Linked DNA regions of Homo sapiens: all the other regions are linked to region 1. Evidence: chromatin loops called from intact Hi-C (ENCODE). Cell type or tissue: psoas muscle. All regions are shown on one strand.

The links. Peaks named below come from ENCODE experiments on the same cell type or tissue, not always from the same donor. Only the 100,000 strongest peaks of a DNase experiment are listed, where the experiment ranks them.
Region 2: it touches region 1 in a loop (4-fold over the local background); 87 of 110 quality-filtered maps call a loop at or near these places.
Region 3: it touches region 1 in a loop (2.3-fold over the local background); 35 of 110 quality-filtered maps call a loop at or near these places.
Region 4: a loop joins it to region 1, with 4 times the contacts of the local background. A loop is called at or near these places in 25 of 110 quality-filtered maps.
Region 5: it touches region 1 in a loop (2.4-fold over the local background); 58 of 110 quality-filtered maps call a loop at or near these places.

The regions. Positions count from the first base shown.
Region 1 is chr14:89,038,978-89,042,977 of GRCh38, reverse strand. LOC105370615 (a long non-coding RNA gene) reads right to left here. Exons shown (of 3, transcript XR_944128.3): 1 at 1,199-4,000; 2 at 15-360. Among named protein-coding and RNA genes, the nearest start is that of TRA-AGC15-1, 62 kb to the right of the region's middle. RefSeq lists enhancers at 1,472-2,028, 2,080-2,199 and a silencer at 2,500-2,559. In psoas muscle, a CTCF peak has its summit at 2,458 (motif pointing left); DNase peaks (open chromatin) are centred at 2,147 and 2,437; H3K4me3 peaks cover 1,371 bases; H3K27ac peaks cover 1,879 bases.
Region 2 is chr14:89,913,228-89,917,227 of GRCh38, reverse strand. The region is part of intron 5 of EFCAB11 (EF-hand calcium binding domain 11); the gene reads left to right. It overlaps LOC124903358 (a long non-coding RNA gene), which reads right to left. Exons shown (of 2, transcript XR_007064300.1): 1 at 3,990-4,000; 2 at 3,207-3,369. Among named protein-coding and RNA genes, the nearest start is that of EFCAB11, 40 kb to the left of the region's middle. In psoas muscle, a CTCF peak has its summit at 1,771 (motif pointing right); no DNase peak of the experiment used is centred here; H3K4me3 peaks cover 270 bases.
Region 3 is chr14:89,162,212-89,166,211 of GRCh38, reverse strand. It overlaps FOXN3 (forkhead box N3), which reads left to right. Exons shown (of 6, transcript NM_005197.4): 6 at 3,243-4,000. The coding sequence ends at 3,798. Among named protein-coding and RNA genes, the nearest start is that of TRA-AGC15-1, 190 kb to the right of the region's middle. RefSeq lists enhancers at 666-795, 996-1,045, 290-1,221. In psoas muscle, no CTCF peak of the experiment used is centred here; a DNase peak (open chromatin) is centred at 2,037; H3K4me3 peaks cover 1,394 bases; H3K27ac peaks cover 1,336 bases.
Region 4 is chr14:89,240,563-89,244,562 of GRCh38, reverse strand. The region is part of intron 4 of FOXN3 (forkhead box N3); the gene reads left to right. Among named protein-coding and RNA genes, the nearest start is that of FOXN3-AS3, 110 kb to the left of the region's middle. In psoas muscle, no CTCF peak of the experiment used is centred here; no DNase peak of the experiment used is centred here.
Region 5 is chr14:89,765,864-89,769,863 of GRCh38, reverse strand. No RefSeq gene overlaps it. Among named protein-coding and RNA genes, the nearest start is that of EFCAB11, 190 kb to the left of the region's middle. RefSeq lists enhancers at 1,573-1,622, 2,412-2,681. In psoas muscle, a CTCF peak has its summit at 1,892 (motif pointing right); no DNase peak of the experiment used is centred here.

The sequences.
Region 1 (4,000 bases):
AATATGCTTCTTACCTCTTCCAGCTTAGAGGCTGCCAACAATCCTTGGCTTGTGGCCCCGTCCTCCATCTTCAAAGCCAGTTGCACAGCATCTTCAAATCTGCTTCCATTATCACATTGACTTTTCCTTATATAAGAACCTTTGTCAATGATTAAGCCCATCAGATAATCCAGGATAGTCTCTCCATCTCAAAATCCTTAATTTGCCAAGAGCAGTAGTGCATCCCAGTAGTCCTAGCTACTCAGGAGGCTGAGGCAGGAGGATTGCTTGAGTCCAGGAGTTTGAGACTGTAGTGTGCTGTGATAATGTCTATGAACAGCCACTGCATTCCAGCCGAGGCAACATAGCAAGACCCTATCACTAAAATAAGAAAAAAAGAATCCTTAATTCAATCACATCTGCAAAATCCTTTTTGCCATATAGGGTAATATTCACAGGTTCCAGGGATTAGGATGTGGACATCTTTGGGGTTCATTATTCAGCCTCCCATACTCAGCATACATTGGATTAAACCATATACATTGGGTTTGTAGGTCAAAAAAGGTTCAATATTGGCGATTCCATGTGATTCCACCTAAGGGTTCTCAATATATAGGAGTTACTATTAATACCAATAACAAAAGAGGAGATAATTTTACCATAAACTGCCAGCTCTGGGCCTGTCCCTGTTGTCTGAGGAACAGTGTTTTGGGCAATTTCACCTGACTGTCTGTGTTTGCTGAGCCCTGGGTTTTTAGTACTTCCTGTACCTTAGTACTTCCTGTGTCACTGCCCTGGAAGCATAGGTAGGTTCCTCCCCAAGACCATTTGCCTCTCTACTATCCTGGAAGAAGCCTACTAAAGAACTGCAGAAAGAGACACTCCCTTCTGCCCAGCTACAGGGCTCTGTACTCCATAGCATCAACACTGCTGAGGAAAAAGCAGCTCCCAAAACTGTCCGTGTTGCAAATGTGTTTGGTGCGGTAAAAAGTCTGTGGCACTGACGCACTGTGCCATATTAAAGCCTGAAGCCAAAGGAAAAATAAAAATCAGTGATATTGAGCTTCTCTTTATTTCAAATCTGATTTTTTTTTTTACCATGGTTATTTTACATTTATTTTGACTTTTAAAAAATATTGCATTAAACTATTATTTATCCTGGCTACTAAGTTTTTTGGCATTCCCTTAAATTTTGCACCCAAGATTTCATTCTCCTCACCCTAATTCCCAACCTGGTCTGTGAGTTGGTATTTGCAGCTATTCTGTCTGATTGATGATCGTTTTGGAGGGACACTCCCGGCAAAAGTTCAAACTTTATCTGTAGAGGAAAACAAGGTGGTTAGGATTTACCGAAGTAATGAGAAGGAAAGTCACCCTCAACCTCTAAAATACCCCTTTTCCGAGTGACTCTCTTGGCTGCCAATTGCCTTCTCCAAGTGAAAAAGAATAAACTAATTTCATACCTATTCTGTCCAATAAAGCTCATTGTCCTACCTCCACCTCCAGTGGTAACAGACAGGAACAGTTCATTTTCCATTGCTAAGCAACGGCAAAAACAGCGCCCGGCATCTGTGCCCGGCCTCACCGGCTGATAGGGATCACTGTCTAAAGTTCTTGTTTGCATTTTGAAGTCAACAATAATTGCGGTTCTCTATTAGTGTTCATTAAGATGGTTTATGGCTGGACTAACTCCAATCTCCACTCAGCGGTTTGAATGCGTTGTCCTCCCAGGGAAAGAAATATTTGGCAATAAAAACCCTGCGTTTATTTCCTCCCCTCATTTCCCCTTGCTGGGCTGGGAAACGATGGTCACCATCCGCAGTTCCCTGGCCGGGGAGAACAAGGCGCCTGTTGAAGGTTGTGGAAGAGAGGGGTGGAGAGGAAGCCTCTGCCCTCCTGGAGCTGGCTTCCTTCCACTCCATGCTGAAAGTAGGCCAGTGGAGCAGAAGTCTGCTGGGGGAAGTGAGCTCTTGCTGTTCACTGGGGCGGAGAGCACTACCCTATTTTCCCAACGCCAGCCCTCAAGTGTGGAAAGAACCTTCCCAGCCTCTTTCCACGGACTCAGTGCCAGGGAGAAGCACTGCCCTGGGACGTGATCGGCTCCTGCCTCCCTGGCCCGGGACTGGGTCAAACAGTGGCCTCAGTGTGATGGCAGAAAGTTCCAGGCAGCTTGAAAGGGCCGCCCTTGGATGCAATTCCCAGGTGTTGACTCACCCGCGGCGGCTGAAAGGCTGCCAGCCCCGGCCAGCAGCAGGCCGGCACCTTTACGCAACCTCTCCTCATCCCCAGCTCTGAAAATACATCCAGAAAGCAGCCTAAAGCAAGTCATAAGGATGTCGTTCTCCCTTTTAGACCCCATTCCAAGACACCCTTCCACGCTCGGCGCTTTTCAGAGCAAGCGTGGCCTGGCCGTCATGGTCCTCTCCTCGCTGGAGAGAATTTTAGGGCCATCCTGGAAAACAAGCCCGCTGGCGCCCCCTAGTGTGCCCGGGAGCCAACGCCATTCCAATTTGTGTTTCGGGGAGGCCGGGCTAGGTGAGTGGGGTTGGAGAAACGAATCCAAGGGATCAGGGCAGGAAAGTTTAATTCCATGAGGTCTGGGGCAGGTAACAGAAAATCACACTTACAGTCCTGACTCCGTTTATGACTTAAGAAATTGCTGTTCTTAACTTCTCTCTCGTGCTTTCCTCTGACTCAAATCTCTCCTGCCTGGTTGCTGGAGAGCAATAGGATCTTGGTGTCTCTATTACTGAGGGAAACTGAAGACCAAGTAGTCGAAATACCTTAACCTTATTAAGAAGTTATAGAATGACCCTGTCTTGGGGTTGGTATGTGCAGAAGCTTAATCATCGGAAATCAAGAAACTGTAAGTCCAAGATCATTTGCTTTGCTACTGTTGCTAAAACGTCTTCACCCTTCTGTTGAGTACAGAGACACCCTACGGCAATGATTCCCAAGCAACTGGAAGGTTAAGAAGATCTTAACAGCAAATTCCTTGTATCCTGGTAATTCTGTAGTTCTTTCTCTTTCCTTCTTCATTTTCTCTGAATAGCAAGGAAGACAGAGTTCAGGTAAATGTGGGGGAAAAAATCTTTTGTCAGGATAAGCCAGGGCAGGATGGGTGCTGGAGTATGATGGGGGTATCGAGAGCCATGGAAATCTTTAAAAGAATTGGCCACCACCTGCCTAGGATAACTAGGAGGTTTGCCTACATAAAAGCTTGGGCGCTTGACCAAATGGTCACTTGAAGAATCTTCCCAAGTGGCTGGGTGCGGTGGCTCATGGCTGTAATCCTAGCACTTTGGGAGGCCAAGGCGGGCAGATCACCTGAGGTCAGAAGTTCAAGACCAGCCTGACCAATGTGGAGAAACCCCATATCTACTAAAAATACAAAAATTAGCTGGGTGTGGTGGCACACACCTGTAATCCCAGCTACTCAGGAGGCTGAGGCAGGAGAATCGCTTGAACCCAGGAGGCAGAGGTTGCAGTGAGCCGAGATCATGCCACTGTACTCCAGGTTGGGTGACAGCATGAGACTCCGTCTCAAAAAAAAAAAAAAAAAAAAAGGAATCTTCCCAAGTTGATTATCTTGATTAAACAGTCAAGAATAGGGATGGCAAATAAGTTTCACATTCCATACCAACCTTAGTCAACTGAAGAGCCCAAAGCATAGTATTGAGAGTGTTCCTGAAAGTTCAATTTGAGGCAAAGCATCTTGATTGATTTGTAATGTCTGCCATGAGCACACAACAGATGGGTGGTGGCATACATACAGCTAGGCAGGAAGATAAAAGAGGGTATTACATGCCAGAAAGCCACACCATTGTGCCTTTTTCTTTCTTTTTTTGTTGCTTGTTTGTTTGAGAAAAGTTCTTACTCTGTGAGGCTGGAGTGCAGTAGTGTGATCATAGCTTACTGTGGCCTCGAACTCCTGGGCTTAATTGATCCTCCTGCCTGAGCCTACAGATAGCTGGAACTACAGGTGTGTGCCACCATACTGAGCAAATTTTTTACGTTTTGT
Region 2 (4,000 bases), 870 kb before region 1:
GATACAAAATTTTAGTTACAGGGTGAATGAATTCTAGTGATCTAGTGTACAGCATGGTAACTATAGTTAATGTGTTGTGTACTTCAGATTTGCCAAGGGAGCAGATCTTAAGTGTTTTCAACACACACATACACACACACACACACACACACACACACACACACACACACACACGAAGCATGTCAGGTGATGGATATGCTAATTAGCTTGACTGTGAGTCATTACACAAAGTATACTTTTATAAAAACGTCATCTTGTATACCTTAAATATAGACAATTTTTTGTCAGTCATACCTCAAAAAATGTCTACACAGACTTAGTGAGACTCATGACATGAGTCATGTTAAAGGATATAAGAAACAAATAAAAGTTTAAAAATGCTTTTCTTAACCCAAGTCTTATTGTTAGGATTCCTCATAATCCAGTCATGACTTCAATTAGAAATCCTTGCCGTGGGATATCAAGACTCTTGTCCAAGGAGAGGAAGGGGCAGGAGGGTCTCACTCTTGTTCTCTCCTTGTAAAAATTTAACTCTGTTTGCAGGAGAGAGTATTTGACGAATACATGAACAAATAAATGAATGAAATGAACGAAGGAATAGAATTAATCTGATCAAAGTTTACATGTTCAAATTATGTGTTGAATTGGATAGAGCAGCTGCTGGCCCTTACTTTTTTCTGGGCCTATTTCAAATGGTCTTCTTTACTAGGCTTTCAATTGGAGATTTAGACTTGGAGGCTTTAACAAATATGAATTGAGTACACATTTGTATAGCGATTTAAACTGCTATTATCACAAAATTGTCACAGTAGTTTTAAACTCTGTCAGATGGCTTTTAACCAAACCCTGCCATCAGAGTCAAATTTGATTCTTTGGATGGTTCTTTCCTTTTTTCTGTCTCTTTCACATTGTCTAGTAAAGAAGTTTCTTCAATGACCAGTTTTGTCATAGAGTTGGTGCCATTTATTCTGTGGGTTACAAATTTATCATCACAAGTAGCTAGATGTACTTCTCATAGACAACTTGTATCCACAAATTTGTTGTTTTTTTCTTTTTTTCTTTTTTTTTTTTCTGAGCCATTCTCCCTAGAAAACACAAATTGTTTTGGGGGGAAAAATTAGACTGTTCTTCAGGGGTATTTATTTTCATGATTCACTGTGCAGAGATCGGAGTTGTGCCTTAAGGGCTTGGCTCTGCTCTCTTGATACTGGTATCCATTGCTAGGTGTGGCTCAATTAAACAGGAAGGATGGCTAGATAGCATATATATTCACATGTCAAATGGCAGCATCCATCTTTGAGACAGGAATCTTGGTGGGAAAAGTTCAATTTTTTAACAAATGTGAAATTACCTCCTCAATCATTTTTATTTCCGGTTAAATTAATGTCTTATATAAACACTGTAGGCTAGCATAGTATTTGATACCATTTAGTTTGCTCTCTCTTTTAGTTCCTAATTTTCATTGTAGTTCTCAGTGTTTGCTTTTTGAGTGTGAGTTTATGGCAGAATAAATCAAATTAACTTTGGTGGGTAGATTGAGTTTTCTCTGATGACCTTTACTAACCAAAACATACTTTCTTCTCAGGTGAAAAAGCCAGAGTGGATTATTATTTATTTGACTGACAAAGAAATGCATTTCTAATTTTATTTAGTGACTAAAATAAATTGATTCACCGTAAATTAAATATGAAATAAATGCATGATCCTCTCTTAATGAACCAAACAGATTGAGAGCCGAGCACCTTTGCAGTACACCTCTTTCACCAGTTGGTGGTGCCAAAAACTCTGCTAAGAAACTGATTGAAAGAACAGAAGGTTAACCAGGAGCCTTTCTTAATAAGCGTTATTTTTCGTAGTTTTTGAAAAATTTGTACTGAAAACATATGCCCAAATTATCGCATTTTCTAAGGTTAGGAAGCAAAGCTAATCCCTCTGGTGACCAGCAGAATATATTTCTAGTAAGCTTCTGTAATAATGTCATTGGTCTATGTTAATATTCACATATTGGAAATTGCAAAGTTGTGTAACATCTGACTCCATCCTGGAAATAGCCTTTAGTGTGCTTGCCTGGAGAGTGGAGGAGCAAATGATAATAATGTGTACAGAGAAGAAGAGTGATGTTCCTGGCTATATTTATTGTCGAATTTAGGTCTTTAAAAATATTGACTTGCGTTATTATTACTATGTGTTTTTTTTTAACCATTAATATATTCCTGTGACAGCAGGAACATTGCTTTTTTGTGTGTGTGTGGGCGGGGGCGGCTAGGTTTGTTTAACCCTTTACTGTTTAGCCCTGAAAAAGTCCAAATGGAGCAGTAGCCTGTTGCTTGAATGTGTCCTGAGATACAGTCAAAAGAACCCAGCCTTTGGAGTCAGAGAGATCAGGTTTTGAATTTCCCTACATATTTCATAACTGTCTCTCTCTTTTTTTTTTTTCTTTTCGAGACCAAGGTCTCACTCTGTTGCCCAGGCTGGAGTGCAGTGGTGCGATCTTGGCTCACTGCAACCTCCACCTCCCAGATTCAAGCGATTCTCATACCTAAGCTTCCCAAGTAGCTGGGACTACAGGTGTGCACCACCATGCCCGGGTAATTTTTGTATTTTTAGTAGAGACGGGGTTTCACCATGTTGGCCAGGCTAGTCTCCAACTCCTGGCCTCAAGTGATCCGCCTGCTTCATCCTCCCAAAGTGCTGGGATTACAGGCGTGAGCCACTGTACCCAGCCTTTCATAACTGTCTTTTAATTACTTATGCAGATTTTTTACTGCTCAGTTTTTCCAGTTTGTAAAATGGAGATAATAACATCTTCCCCTCAGAGTTGGAGTAAACATCACCTGAGATAACGGATGTGCTGATTAAGTGCTCCTCACCCTGTCCTTTTCTAGTTTAAGCACAGACTCAGTTCTTTTTGAGCCTCCACCACATCCCATGCTCTTAGCCAGGGCCTTAGGACCGGAGTCCCTCCTTGGGTGTGATGATGCCTCATGCTGCGTTAATGAGAAGATGTTTCCAGGTTGTAAAGTTCCACAAGGATTTTGTAAAGAACTCACAAAAGAGATACTCATATTGTTAGCTATATGTGGTGTTCAGATATTTGCCCGTCTACCCTGGGATGTTTCCATGTTGATCTGAATCTGCCTAAATGTTTAAGATTGGAGAAGGGAGCACAGGGTTGCTGACAGGTGTAGCAACAGTGTCCCCAACAGTTCATTCATCCATTTATTCCACAAACTTTTACTCAACATTATTATTGCTGGGTCTCCGGCATACAAAGATGAATTCCCAGAGAGCCTGAAGATGCTTCTGAGAGCTGCAGACTCAAGGAGCAGGATGCTTTCTGCTTGGCAGGAATTGATAAGCAGCCCTGATCTATGAAAGAGCAAGAAAGATAAATTTAAATATTTTTTAAAATATTATTTTACAAAGTTATAAGACTGTAAAAAAAATTTTAACTTTGAAAAACTCTGATAGTTGTATTAAGCTTTTGATAGCATCATGTTTGGAAGAATGAGCAAATCAGAAGAAGCCTTCAGCGTGGTTGGTAAAGTCATAAAACACTGTTAATTAGGAGCTTTAGCCCAGTATAGAATTTTAAAATACAACTGTATAAGGTATATATATTTTTTAGGAATAGCACAACTAACATCTTTGATTAGATTCGATTGAAAGATTCAGACCCTTAAGATTTAGAGATTACGGAATCATAGAACTGGATGGTGGCTGGGACTTTAGGAATCACATATGCCATCTCCCTTATTTTCTAGCTAAGAAAATGGAAGTCAAACAAACGTATGTGACTCACCCAAGGTTACATAGACCTGGATCAAAACTCAGGTCTCCATGCCAAGACATTATTTTTCCATCCTAACTCCTATACAATGAGCCATTTTCAGTAGATAAATATATACTTGTCCCATCTCAATAAACTTTCATGCTAAATATGGAGTATCATGTCCGCCCTGTTACCAAAATGAAAACTTTGGCCGTACCTTCGGCAGTT
Region 3 (4,000 bases), 120 kb before region 1:
TATGATAGTGTGGAGCTCACGTTTAACATCATTGCTTTGGTTCTAGAGTATTTCTCCCCCTCCCTAAAACTTTGATTTAAAAAATGTTCAAACTTAGGAAAAAAGGGAAAGAAAAGCACAATGAATAGCACAGACCCTTCACCTAGATTCACCAGGAATCAGCACTGTGGAGCACTTGCTTTATTTCTCACTCTCCCACTCGTGATTCTCCCCATCTGTGTTCAGAGAGGGATCATGTTCTGCTTAACTGTGGTAGTGACGTGAGTTGTAAGCCCCAAGTTATTTTTTAAAAGAAACATTCAGAACTGAATCCATTTATTAAAAGCTAAATATAGCCCACTTTACTCTTTCAAGTATACTTAGATTTACTATGAAACTGTTTGATGTTAGTTCAGTGGGTGAATTATTTTTGTATTTTACAGTAGTTCCCTCAAATGGCAAAAATTAAAAGGACCATACAACGAGACTTTCATTTTCGTTTGCTCTAATAACTATTAATAGCTAGCTGTATGATTAATTACATTTACCAAGTTTCACATTTGGTGACACCTCAAAGTAATCTTATCCCAGCCATCTTTATGCACCCAAGACACAGCCAAGAAATAGGAAGTCTGCAGAAAACAGATACGGAGGAGGCCAAACCCCAAAGCTCAGGGGCTGTGTTCACAGGCAAGCCCTGGAGGAACTCCTCTTGAAGGGCCTGTTTCCTCTGACTTGGTGCTGGGTTCCCATACGCCTCCCGATCCAGAATAGAAAGAGAAAACAAGACTGCTCAGAGTGAACAAGTCACAGCAGCAGGAAGTCGCAGGAATCGGACCACAAGTAAAAAACATGATCAGGCACCACAAACAGCCTTGCTCTGTGCTCAGGACAGTTCATTTAATCCTCACGCAGCCCCACAAGGTAGATGAGGAAGCTGAGTCTTCAAGAAGTAAAACAGCCTGCTCAAAGTCACCAGTAAGCAACACTGGGATATGAGCACAGGCGTGTGTGGCTTGCAAGCCAGGCTCTGTCTGTAAGGATTTAGGGGAGGTGGTGTGTATCTGGGATCACGGAGCACAGGACACAAGCTGGGACCCTTCTGGGTCTCACTGGGACTTCCGTGTACAAATGCACACATTGTAAGTGTTGGGGTTCATCAGGAGGCTCTCGGACATCTAGCAAAGGCTGAGTTTTGATAATGACCCTCATACATTTTGCTGGTGGACACGACAGTACGGAGTCTCTCCCCCAGCCTAAATTTAGCAAAATACCACCGGCCCTGGGGCCCCAGGAGAGCAGCTCCTTCGCCTCACTCCCTACTGCACCCTTTTCATTAGGGACTCTTTCCCTTCCCCTTTCACTTTCTATGTGGGATGCAGCTGAAGTCTCCCTGAGCCTCAAGGCCCATGAGGGTGACAGGAGAAAAGCCAGGGTAGAGATTGTCACTACTGTTATCTCACTGGTGGTCCTGACCCCACAGCCCTTCTACCAGTGCCGTATCCTCAGCGTGTGCCCGGTGAGTCATGGTGGTGGAGACCCACAGTCATTTCCCAAGCTTCATGCTCTCAGCCACGTGATTCCACCTGTGCCGCACTTCCTCAGTTTATCTGCTGTGTCCACCGTGCTGACACGGCGATAGCCACTGGGGGCCTAGCAGTAACCACACCCTGTCTCATGGAGCTAGCTCTCTAATGGGACACATGACCACACAGTTCATAATGATGGTGGGGAGTGCCCTCTATGGAGGGGATGTAAGAGTACTTACAGTTGGGGTCATCTAGGCAGGAAAAGTATGGTCATGTTCCCCAGAACTCTTAGAAATGGATCACGAGGTAGATGAGCTTACAGGAAACCGGGCCAGCATGGTGCCATAGAACAGTTCCCATCCCTGCCAAATTCTTCAGCCCTTGTGTCCAAGGTCAGATGCCTTGTCTTCCACAAAACATTCCCTGGCGTCCACCCTTCGTCCCCTTCAGCTACAAGTGACCCTCCTCTCCTGCAAGTATTCATCCTTCTGAAGGCTGGGCGCCAGGCACTAACAGACAGGCAGCTGCCTCCCAGACATAAGGAGCATGGGTCCTAACCAGGAATAAGCTTCACAGCCATTGCTGTCAGGCCAAGCCGTGGTCCAGGCACCTGCAGGCATTAATTCGTGTCCTCAGCCCCACACCCACGGGGAGCAGGTGTAGTTACTATTCCCACTTTCGCGATAAGGAAGCACAAGGAAAGTACATCGCTCAGATGTAAAGACACAAAGAAATAATCAGAGGTGTGATGAGTGCTACAGACGCCTTATAGGCATGGGTAGCAGGGACCTTGTTATAGGGAAATCACAAAGGAGGGTCGGTCTGGTGATGTAGCTAAGACCTCAAGTCTGAGAGTCAGACTTTGATTCCAGTCCCTGCTCCGCAAGTGATCAGTTGTGTGACTTTAAGTACATCACTGAACTTCTCCAGGCTTCACTTCGAGCCACTGTAAAATAAGGATGCTAATATCCACCTTACGGAGTTAAACATGGTCCTCTGCACAGACTTAGCAGAGCGCCTGGCAGGTGTTGAGTTCGGGAAGTCGTAGTTTATTGCCCTCTGGTCTGTGATGCGACCCTGGCTTGCCTCTCTGTTAGGCTGCAACATCGCTGTGGCAGTGTCTATATCCGATCCAACCCCGTGTCCCTCCCCCAGAACCCTCCCTAAGGTCATGCATTTCTGTTAGGCGCTCAGTGAGTATTTGTAGATTGCATGAACGAGGGAGGGAATGCATGAGTGAGTAGCTGTCACCACATGGCAGGTATCTTTGCTGAACACTGGTTTAGTCTTCTGACAAAAGCCTCCTAATGTAGCCGCTTCAGACGAGAGCAGGCTTTTTTCTCTGAAGTACCCAGCCAACATCGTCTGGCGGTGTCTGACTCTGTGGTGTTGGCGGGGACACGAACCAAGCACAGCTTGATTTTTATGGTTTAATGTAAGAGATGGAGCCTCCACCACTGTCGCTTCAGAAGATTGTTGTTTTGACGTCTCAGCCACACAAATGGAGTGAAACTGCCATTATAGGAGATAAGCAGGGGAGACTGAGGTGTCAGGATTTAGGACCCTGCCTTCAAAGCAGATCCACCTGTTGCCCCCACAGTTTGCGAGTGGCTCCATTGAACACAAAGGGACTGATGGTTGAATGCAGGCGGGCTGCCGGGTGCCCCCATCTGAGGACGTCTAACTGTGTCCCTTCTTTGTCTCCCGTCCCTCCCCACTGTCCTCGCTCTGCAGGAATGGCATCACCAGCTGCCGGATGCGGACTGAGAGTGAGCCATCTTGTGGCTCCCCAGTGGTCAGCGGAGACCCCAAGGAGGATCACAACTACAGCAGTGCCAAGTCCTCCAACGCCCGGAGCACCTCGCCCACCAGCGACTCCATCTCCTCCTCCTCCTCCTCAGCCGACGACCACTATGAGTTTGCCACCAAGGGGAGCCAGGAGGGCAGCGAGGGCAGCGAGGGGAGCTTCCGGAGCCACGAGAGCCCCAGCGACACGGAAGAGGACGACAGGAAGCACAGCCAGAAGGAGCCCAAGGATTCTCTGGGGGACAGCGGGTACGCATCCCAGCACAAGAAGCGCCAGCACTTCGCCAAGGCCAGGAAGGTCCCCAGCGACACACTGCCCCTCAAAAAGAGACGCACCGAAAAGCCCCCCGAGAGCGATGATGAGGAGATGAAAGAAGCGGCAGGGTCCCTCCTGCACTTAGCAGGGATCCGGTCCTGTTTGAATAACATCACCAATCGGACGGCAAAGGGGCAGAAAGAGCAAAAGGAAACCACAAAAAATTAAAAACAAGTCACTGATTTGTTTTGAACTTACGACCATTTGGTTTCAGCATGTCAGGAGATTTCTAATGATTTGTGGCAATATCAGCAATTTTTTTTCTTTTTTCTTGTTTTTGGTTTGGTTTTCTTTCTTTTCTTTTCCTTTTATTTTGTTTTAATTTGCCCCCTCTTCTTTGTTTTGGACCCTTAAGAATTTTATTTTTAAA
Region 4 (4,000 bases), 200 kb before region 1:
TGTATTTCAGCTTTGATATTAGCATATGCCCAGAACCTATAGGAAATCAGTCAACAGACCTAGAAAAAGTCTAATAGCTTTGCCTTTTCATACTCTTCACACTTTGCAAGGTTTTCATGACAGTTGGTAGGTGAACTCTGAGCATATTTGGCCAGAGGCAGATTCCTGTGTCTCTTTGCTTACTAAGGATACAATAGGAGGGCTTATAGATGACATTTGTAGGTATGGCTTAGACGGGGAAATATTTGAAGGTTCCTGCATTATTTTGGGAACTTGCCTGAGGTTGCATTTGTATTATAAGGTCAAATTTAAAGGCAGGGAAGGCCGTTACCAATATCATGTATGTATGTCTAAGGAAATATTTTGTCTTTTGCAGGGACTTGATTTCATTTTGCTTGGTTTTCTCAGGGGTGATTTCACCTCAGTTCTGTGTAAAGAGGATTCCCAGATCTCTAGTATTAAGATTGAATGCCTATCTTGACTAGTTGACTAAGAGTTGGGTTTGGGGGTTGGTTTGTCTGTAGCTGTTTCCTCTGCAAAGCCACCTTAGCATCAGTGCAATGAGCTTTTCTTGTGGAGCCAGGGCTGAAGATAGCTTTCTATTGTTTTCATTCTCCTGCGAGTTGGAGCTTAGGGGAGCCCTTATGTGAACTGATGCATCCCGGAGGGAGGGCTTATGTGGTTTCATTGGCGGGCGCGATGCAGACGCAGCTATGTTTAGATTCTTCCCTCTCAGTTACCAGGTGCCCATTCATGCCACTCCCTCACTTCCATAGGTTGTGGAAAATGGTGAAAATAGGATTGTTGAGGTAATTTTTTGAAGCACTGTTATTGTGGTTGACATTGATCATTTGCTACTTCAATTGTATTCCATGATGTCAAATTTACTGTATTTACCTGTAGCAGAAGGAAGATAAACCCTCTCAGAAAATGAAAGGGCAGCATTATTATGTGTTCATGAAGTCATACTGTGGCCTCATTGGCTATCATTGCAGTCATCAAGGATACATTCTTCATAAAATAACACAATAAGGCTGATGTGTGGAGGTCACGGGTTGTCACAACTGTATCTAGGTTAAAAAATGTTGCTATCCACCCAGCCCTCCTTAAAAGAGGCTATTTATAATACAATGCGGGTGTTTGTGCTGCTTGCATCGGGCAGGCGCATCCTGAATGAAGAATTAGCTCTTTAAAAAGAACATTAAAAATAAAACTCATGTTGTAAAGATCTGACAGCCAAAAGAGATTGTGGGCTGTTGTAAATGCTTGCTTATTTCCCAAGGTTGCTGAGTTACTTGCTCTGGGTCATGAAATATTTTGATCTGGCAAGTAGGCTTTGCTTTTTTTAAAAAAATTTACATGTTCTAGATATGAATATACCTACCTACTTCCTAACAATCACTTGGCAGGCCCTTTGGGGATAGGAGCCCCCTCCTGGGAGGGAGGGTCTGTCTTCTCTCCTCCCTGCGTCGGCCACACTGCTGCCTCTTATTCCACCAGGCTCTGGCTTCCTGCATGGGCCATTCCACTTCCGTCTCCCATCAGGGGGCAGGACTCGGGGAAGAAACTTGGGCATAAAGAATGTGTAAATTACACCTTAATAAAGCTGTTAAGAAAAAATAAGCACCCCGATTAATGGACTGTGTCACCATCAGATGAATATTCTAAGTGATTTTTAAAAATAGCTCTTTCACGAGAGTGTTTTGGTTTGGGGTGTGTATTCTTGGATTGTTTTTATTATTTTTCTGCATAGCCTTGATAGGAAAATGTAGAACTCTGTTATCATAATACATGCAGTATTTAGATTGGATACACTTCTTGCTCCCCTTGCATTGATTTCCTACTTTTCTCCTTTGCCTTTTCCCGGTACTTAAGCATTAAGTCGCGGGCATTTTCCCAGTGTAATTGTTGATTAAGTGCTGCATATCCCGTGATGATTATGAGAAGATTACTGTATTCAGCTTTTAATCTTGTGAGTGTCAAATATTTTACTTTAGTGGTATCGTTATTATTATTATTATTCATAGCTCTTTCTGTTTGAGTAATGCAATCAGGCAAAATAAAGGTAATGCCACAAATTCAGCATTTTTATAGTAATTCTTTGTCTCAGAATGGAAAGTGCCACCTTCAGGCCATTCTCAAATACTGATGGAGATTTATACAGATAGGAATCAGAATATTTTAGGCTTCTTTTGGTTGCAAGTAACAGAAAGCAACAAGTTTAGGAAGAAATGCATATATATATATATGAGGGCAGGGAATCTATTGGAGGAAGTACTGTGGGTCTCTCAGGACCCCAAGGCCAAGCATGTATAATAGCTGGCGGTCATCAAGACTGGAACCTGGAAGGCTGCCAGGAACGCGGGCACCACTCGTACCTTCTCTCTGTCACTTTCTGTGTTCTCTTTGTTTTCTCTAATGCCATGTGCAGGATGATCAGTGGTCACCTTGTGGCATTCAAGCCAAATATCCTCCATGGAAGAGAATAGCTCAGGTGGCCTGGCTGTCTTTCAGTTCCAGTGCCCACTTCCCAGGAGCAACAGAAGTTCTGTGAATGGAGTCACTGAAAGCATGTGACCTACCTGGTCCTGACGCCTTGTCCGGGGGAGCAGCAGCATGGAGAAAAAACGTGGTAGCCAGGGGCTTTCTCCATGGGTGGGGAGAGGCAGAGCTCCGAGGGGAAGAGGCCCCCCATTGCGAGTGGGATAGACACCCCAAACAGAGCCCCATTTTCTGTTTTCTTGAGAGAGACAGAGACTCCAGATTCTTATCTAGCCTCCAGTGGCAACTTCTCATGCTTCTCCAGGGTTCCACGTGCTGTATCCCAGAGCCTTGACACTGAGGGCAGGAGCGTGGGATTCTGAAGAGAATCCCAAAAAACTATTTATAATCAACTGTCTGTTGCCTAGTGGGAGAAAAGGAATCATTGGTATGAACAACTCCAGTTACTGTTTCCACAGAACCAGCAGGCTTTCTGGTTCTTTCCTGAGGCACTCCGCTTTACATAGGAGGAAACTGAGATTGGAAGGTAAGTGTATCACCTGATGTCACACAGCCAGAAAGGAGGAAGCTGGGTCACTGATGCTGGCTGAGCCCAAAATGCAGAACCCACGTGTGTCTGTCTCATTCAGCCACCATGGTGGCTTTGGGTTGAATTTTCACAAGCTCACGGTGGCCACCTCATGAGCATGCACAGAGAGCAGTAGATAGTTAATAGGGAAGTGGCTGAGTAGAAGTTGGCCTGAAATGGAAAATTTGCTGGGAATAATTTACAGGCCAAGTAATATTTGTGAACATTCGTGTGAACTTAAGCTTGGCATGAGCTATCTATACAGAAATCTAAAATCGGTCTAAACGTTTGGGTTGCACTTGGAGCCATAGGCCATCGAAGAGCAATGCCGTTGTGTCACTTTGGTTAGGGAGTGTCTGGCTCAGCCACTACATGTCACTCAGAGGATGCCAGTGTCAGTGATATGGGGGGTAGCGCTAATTGGAAAATGGAGGCTTGTCAGAGTCACTGCTAACTAATAAAATCACTGGGAAGTGGGTGCAGTTTTTCCAAGAGTGATTATTGTGGGTGGCAAGTATTGAGTGAGGCGTAGAGGGAATAAAATCAAACTGTCTATACACATGCTGCTGCAGTGGAAAGAACCCTGGGCTGGGAGTCCTGGGAGCCAGGCCCGGCCCTACCCCTGGGCCATTCGTGGGACCCCAGGCAGGTTACTGCTCCACTCAGGCCCTTTCTCCTTTTCTTTTTAGTATGTTGTTTAAAAAAATAGTAATAAAAAACATTATACCAAAAGATATATAGTGAAAAGTACGGCATTCTCTTGTCAAGGAAGTACAGCTTCCTAACCTCCTCCCCGGAGGTAACCACGATGACCAGTTTCCTCTGTATCATTTGACAGCTGATGCCTTTACACAGCCCTGGATGTGTGTGGATGTTTACACAGATGGGCACAGGCCATGTGCATTATCCTGACTTTTTTTTATCATGTAG
Region 5 (4,000 bases), 730 kb before region 1:
TTGTTTTGTTTTTTTTTAGAGGGAGTCTCGCTCTGTCACTCAGGCTGGAGTGCGGTGGCGCAATCTCGGCTCACTGCAATCTCCGCCTCCTGGGTTCATGCCATTCTCCTGCCTCAGCCTCCCGAGTAGCTGGGACTACAGGCGTCTGCCACCACACCTGGCTAATTTTTTGTATTTTTAATAGAGACGGGGTTTCACCGTGTTAGCCAGGATGGTCTCAATCTCCTGACCTCGTCATCTGCCCACTTCTGTCTCCCAAAGTGCTGGGATTACAGGTGTGAGCCACTGTGCCCAGCCTACTATTTTAAGTTTTATTGACCTTACTTGAATTAATAAAATTGATTTACATGTACTAACGTAATTCTTGTAATCATCTTGTAGGGAAGGTATTATTCTTAAAAATATATATATTTCAAAACCCTTAAAAATGTTTCTTTGCTCTTTGACGCACATCTGGGAGTTTATCCTAAGGAAATAATTACAGATGAGGTGAAAAAGCTTTATCTAAGAATGTTCGTGGCAGAATCGTTCATAATTGTGAAACTCAGAAGCAATATAAACATCCAGAAAATTGGAATCTTTTAAAAAAGTTGAACGCTTTAAAAGAGATATAAAAATATATGGTGGACATGAGAAGACTTTTATTTCCATTAAGTAAAAAAAGCAGCACTTTTTTTTTTTAGTGGCAGGGCACAGTGGCTCACACCTATAATCCCAGCACTTTGGGAAGCCGAGGCAGGGGGACCACTTGAGGTCAGGAGTTCGAGACCAGCCTGGCCAACGTAGTGAAACCCTGTCTTTACTAAAAATAAAAAAAAAATTAGCCGGGTGTGGTGGTATGCACCTGTAGTTCCAGCTGCTAGGGCGGCTGAGGCAGGAGAATCATTTGAACCCAGGAGGCAGAGATTGTGGTGAGCCGAGATCGCGCCACTGCCCTCCAGCCTGGGTGACAAGAGTGAAACTTCGTCTCAAAAATATATATAAAATAAAATTAAAAGTAAAATAATTTAAAAAAGCAGTTTAGTGAAAAATGCAGTGTAGACCTGCATTGTGTAATACAATAGCCACCAGCAACGTGAGCACTTAAAATGTGACTAGTCTGGGCCAGGCACAGTGGCTCATGCCTATAATCCCAGCACTTTGGGAGGCTGAGGTGGGTGGACCACCTAAGGTCGGAATTCGAGACCAGCCTGACCAACATGGAGAAACCCAGTCTCTACTAAAAATACAAAATTAGCCGGGCGTGGTGGCACGTGCCTGTAATCCCAGCTACTCGGGAGGCTGAGGCAGGAGAATCGCTTGAACCTGAGAGGAGGAGGTTGTGGTAAGCTGAGATTGTGCCACTGCACTCTAGCCTGGGCAATGAGAGCAAAACTCCGTCTCAAAAAAAAAAAAAAAAATGTGACTAGTCTGAATTGAGAAGTGCTGTAAGTGAAGACTTAATATGGAAATAAAAGAATATAACAATATTTCATTAATTTTTATGTTGATTCAAGGTTGAAATGATAATATTTGGGGCATATTACTAACATTAATTTCCCCTGCTTTTTTTGTACTTTAAAAAAATGTGGCTACTAGAAAAACTTGAAATTTCATATGTGGCTCATATTTATTTTAGGACTTGTGACCACACAGTTTCTGTTACAACTGCTCACTTGCGTTGTAAGTCAAAGCAGCCATAGATGACATAGAAATGAATGGACATCTCCGTGTTCTAATAAAACTTTATTTATAAAAACAGGTAGCCAACCAGGAGGGCAGTAGTTTGCTTAACCGTGGTCTAGACCAGAGTTTCCTAACCTTGGGCCTTTTGACATTTGGGGCTAGGTAATTTGTTGTTGTTGAGGGCTGGCCTGTGCGTTTTAGGATGTTTAGCAGTATCTCTGGCCTCAACCACTAGATGCCAGTATCACCACCTGCCCCAGTTTTGACAACCTAAAATGTCTGCAGACATTGCTGAATGTCTTCTGTGGGGGAAAAATCACCCTGATTGAGAACCACTGGTCTAGCTCATATGATTTTATTTCCGAGAAAACAAAAATTGTGTGCATGTGTAGTGTTCTGGATGGGTACACACCAAGGTGCAGGAGTTACGTGTTTGGTTTTTTTCCCCATCTTTTCATTTTTTGCATTTTCTAAATTAAGCATAGGTTATTTAATATGTAAAAAGGAACAATCGTGGGGCTGCATGTGGTAACTCGGGCCTGTAGTCCCAGCTACTTGGGAGGCTGAGATGGGAGGATCGCTTGAGCCCAGGTGTTCCAGATGCTTCTGGGCAACATAGAGACCCCATTGCAAAAAAAGTAGGGGGATGGGGCAAATAAATAAATAAAACAATTGTGTAGACAAAGAAAGCCAAAAAGACAAAGATAAAATGAGACTCAGAAAGAAATCCACGTGTAGAAAAGAAAGTGAGAGTTGGGGGAGAATGCTACTTCATCCCCAAAAGACAAGTTCTCTACTTGGCCAGGCCCTCAACTGCCACTCCAAGATGTAATATCAAGGGCAGCAGATGTGGTTGGGCCAATGATCTCTGGGTTGATTATGGGTTTGGAAAAATACATCGGCCACACTGGAGTAGGCAGGCCCTCGCCTGGTGTGGTGTAACTATTTACCAAAAGGAAGCAGGCTTGATTTTGATGTACACACCACACCTCCTCAGGTGTAAGGCACACTGGGACCTCCACTGCTTGAGTCCACCAGGGAAAGGAGGAAGTAAGGAGTTAGACAAGATTTCAGAATGAAAAATTGAAACGCTGACTGCACTGAACTACTTCTCACAAAAGCCCAGGCAGTAACATTTTAGCAACTAAAAAATCAGTGCCAATTTACTGATATTTAAAATTCATGTTATTATAAATCAATTATTATTATAAGTAACTTTACTTTGTGCTTGCCATGCACCGGGCAGTGTACCTCATTTAATCTTCCATAATCTTCCTTATAGTGCTGAAAGGTAGGTGCTGTGCTTAGGATAGTTTTCCAGTTGTGGAACCCAGAGCTCGGAGATGGTAAGTTATATGCCTAAGTCCCACAGCTAGCAAGAGATGGAACCAAGGCTGTAGGCCACTCTCTGAGTTGACAAGTCATGCCCTTGTGATCTAAACTACAAGGGTGTACATTTTCTCTTGGGATTCAAGTTCTTATTTTGAAAGAAAAATACATAGCTCCTAAGAATTATGGTTTTTTGGAATTAGTCCTTTCCAGGAAAAAAAAGACTTTGCTCACTGTCATCATTGGTGAGAAGCTAATAAGCATGTCAAGTTCAGGTGTAGTTTGAGCAACTCAGTGAAGAGGTAGAGAGAGGTGAGGCAAAGATCTAGGCAGGAAGTGACCCTGAAAGCTGGGTGGCCTGATACTGGGATCTGGGTGGTGGGTCCATCAGAAAAGGGCCCCAGCCAGTGTCTGGAGAGATTGAGGGCATGACAGAGAGAGACTAGACTCCATAGAGAGGGCACTGGCAAGAGCTGGACAGGCCGCCATCATGGAAGAGGGGTGCTGGGAGGGAAACTGATTCAGAAGTACAATTCTCTGGTATGCAGGCACAGAAGTGCCAAGCAGCAGTCCTACAGCATGACCATGGACATTAACTCACTGACTGCTCTGTGTGGGAGTCGGTCAGCTCCAGAGCGGGGGTGAGGTGGCAGATGAAGGGTAGAGGTGATGCCAGGTGTCTGGAGTAGGGGAGGCAGGTGTGGCAGAAGCTGTGGATGGCCCCCAATGCCTGTTCTTCCCTTCTGCCTTGGTACTAGAGCTCCCAAATTTTATGAATAACTGGGCACATGGCCACCAACCTCCCTTGCAGCTCAGTGTGACCATGCCCTTCTTCTCCTACTATCCTTCCTCTGGTAGGGATGCAATGGCTGGAACTCCAGCAGCCATTTGAGACCATGAGGTGGGTTTGGCATGGTGGCTCATGCCTGTAATCCCAGCATTTTGGGACAGCAAGGTGGGAGGATAACTTGAGGCCAGGAGTCGAGACCAGCCTGGGCAACCAAAG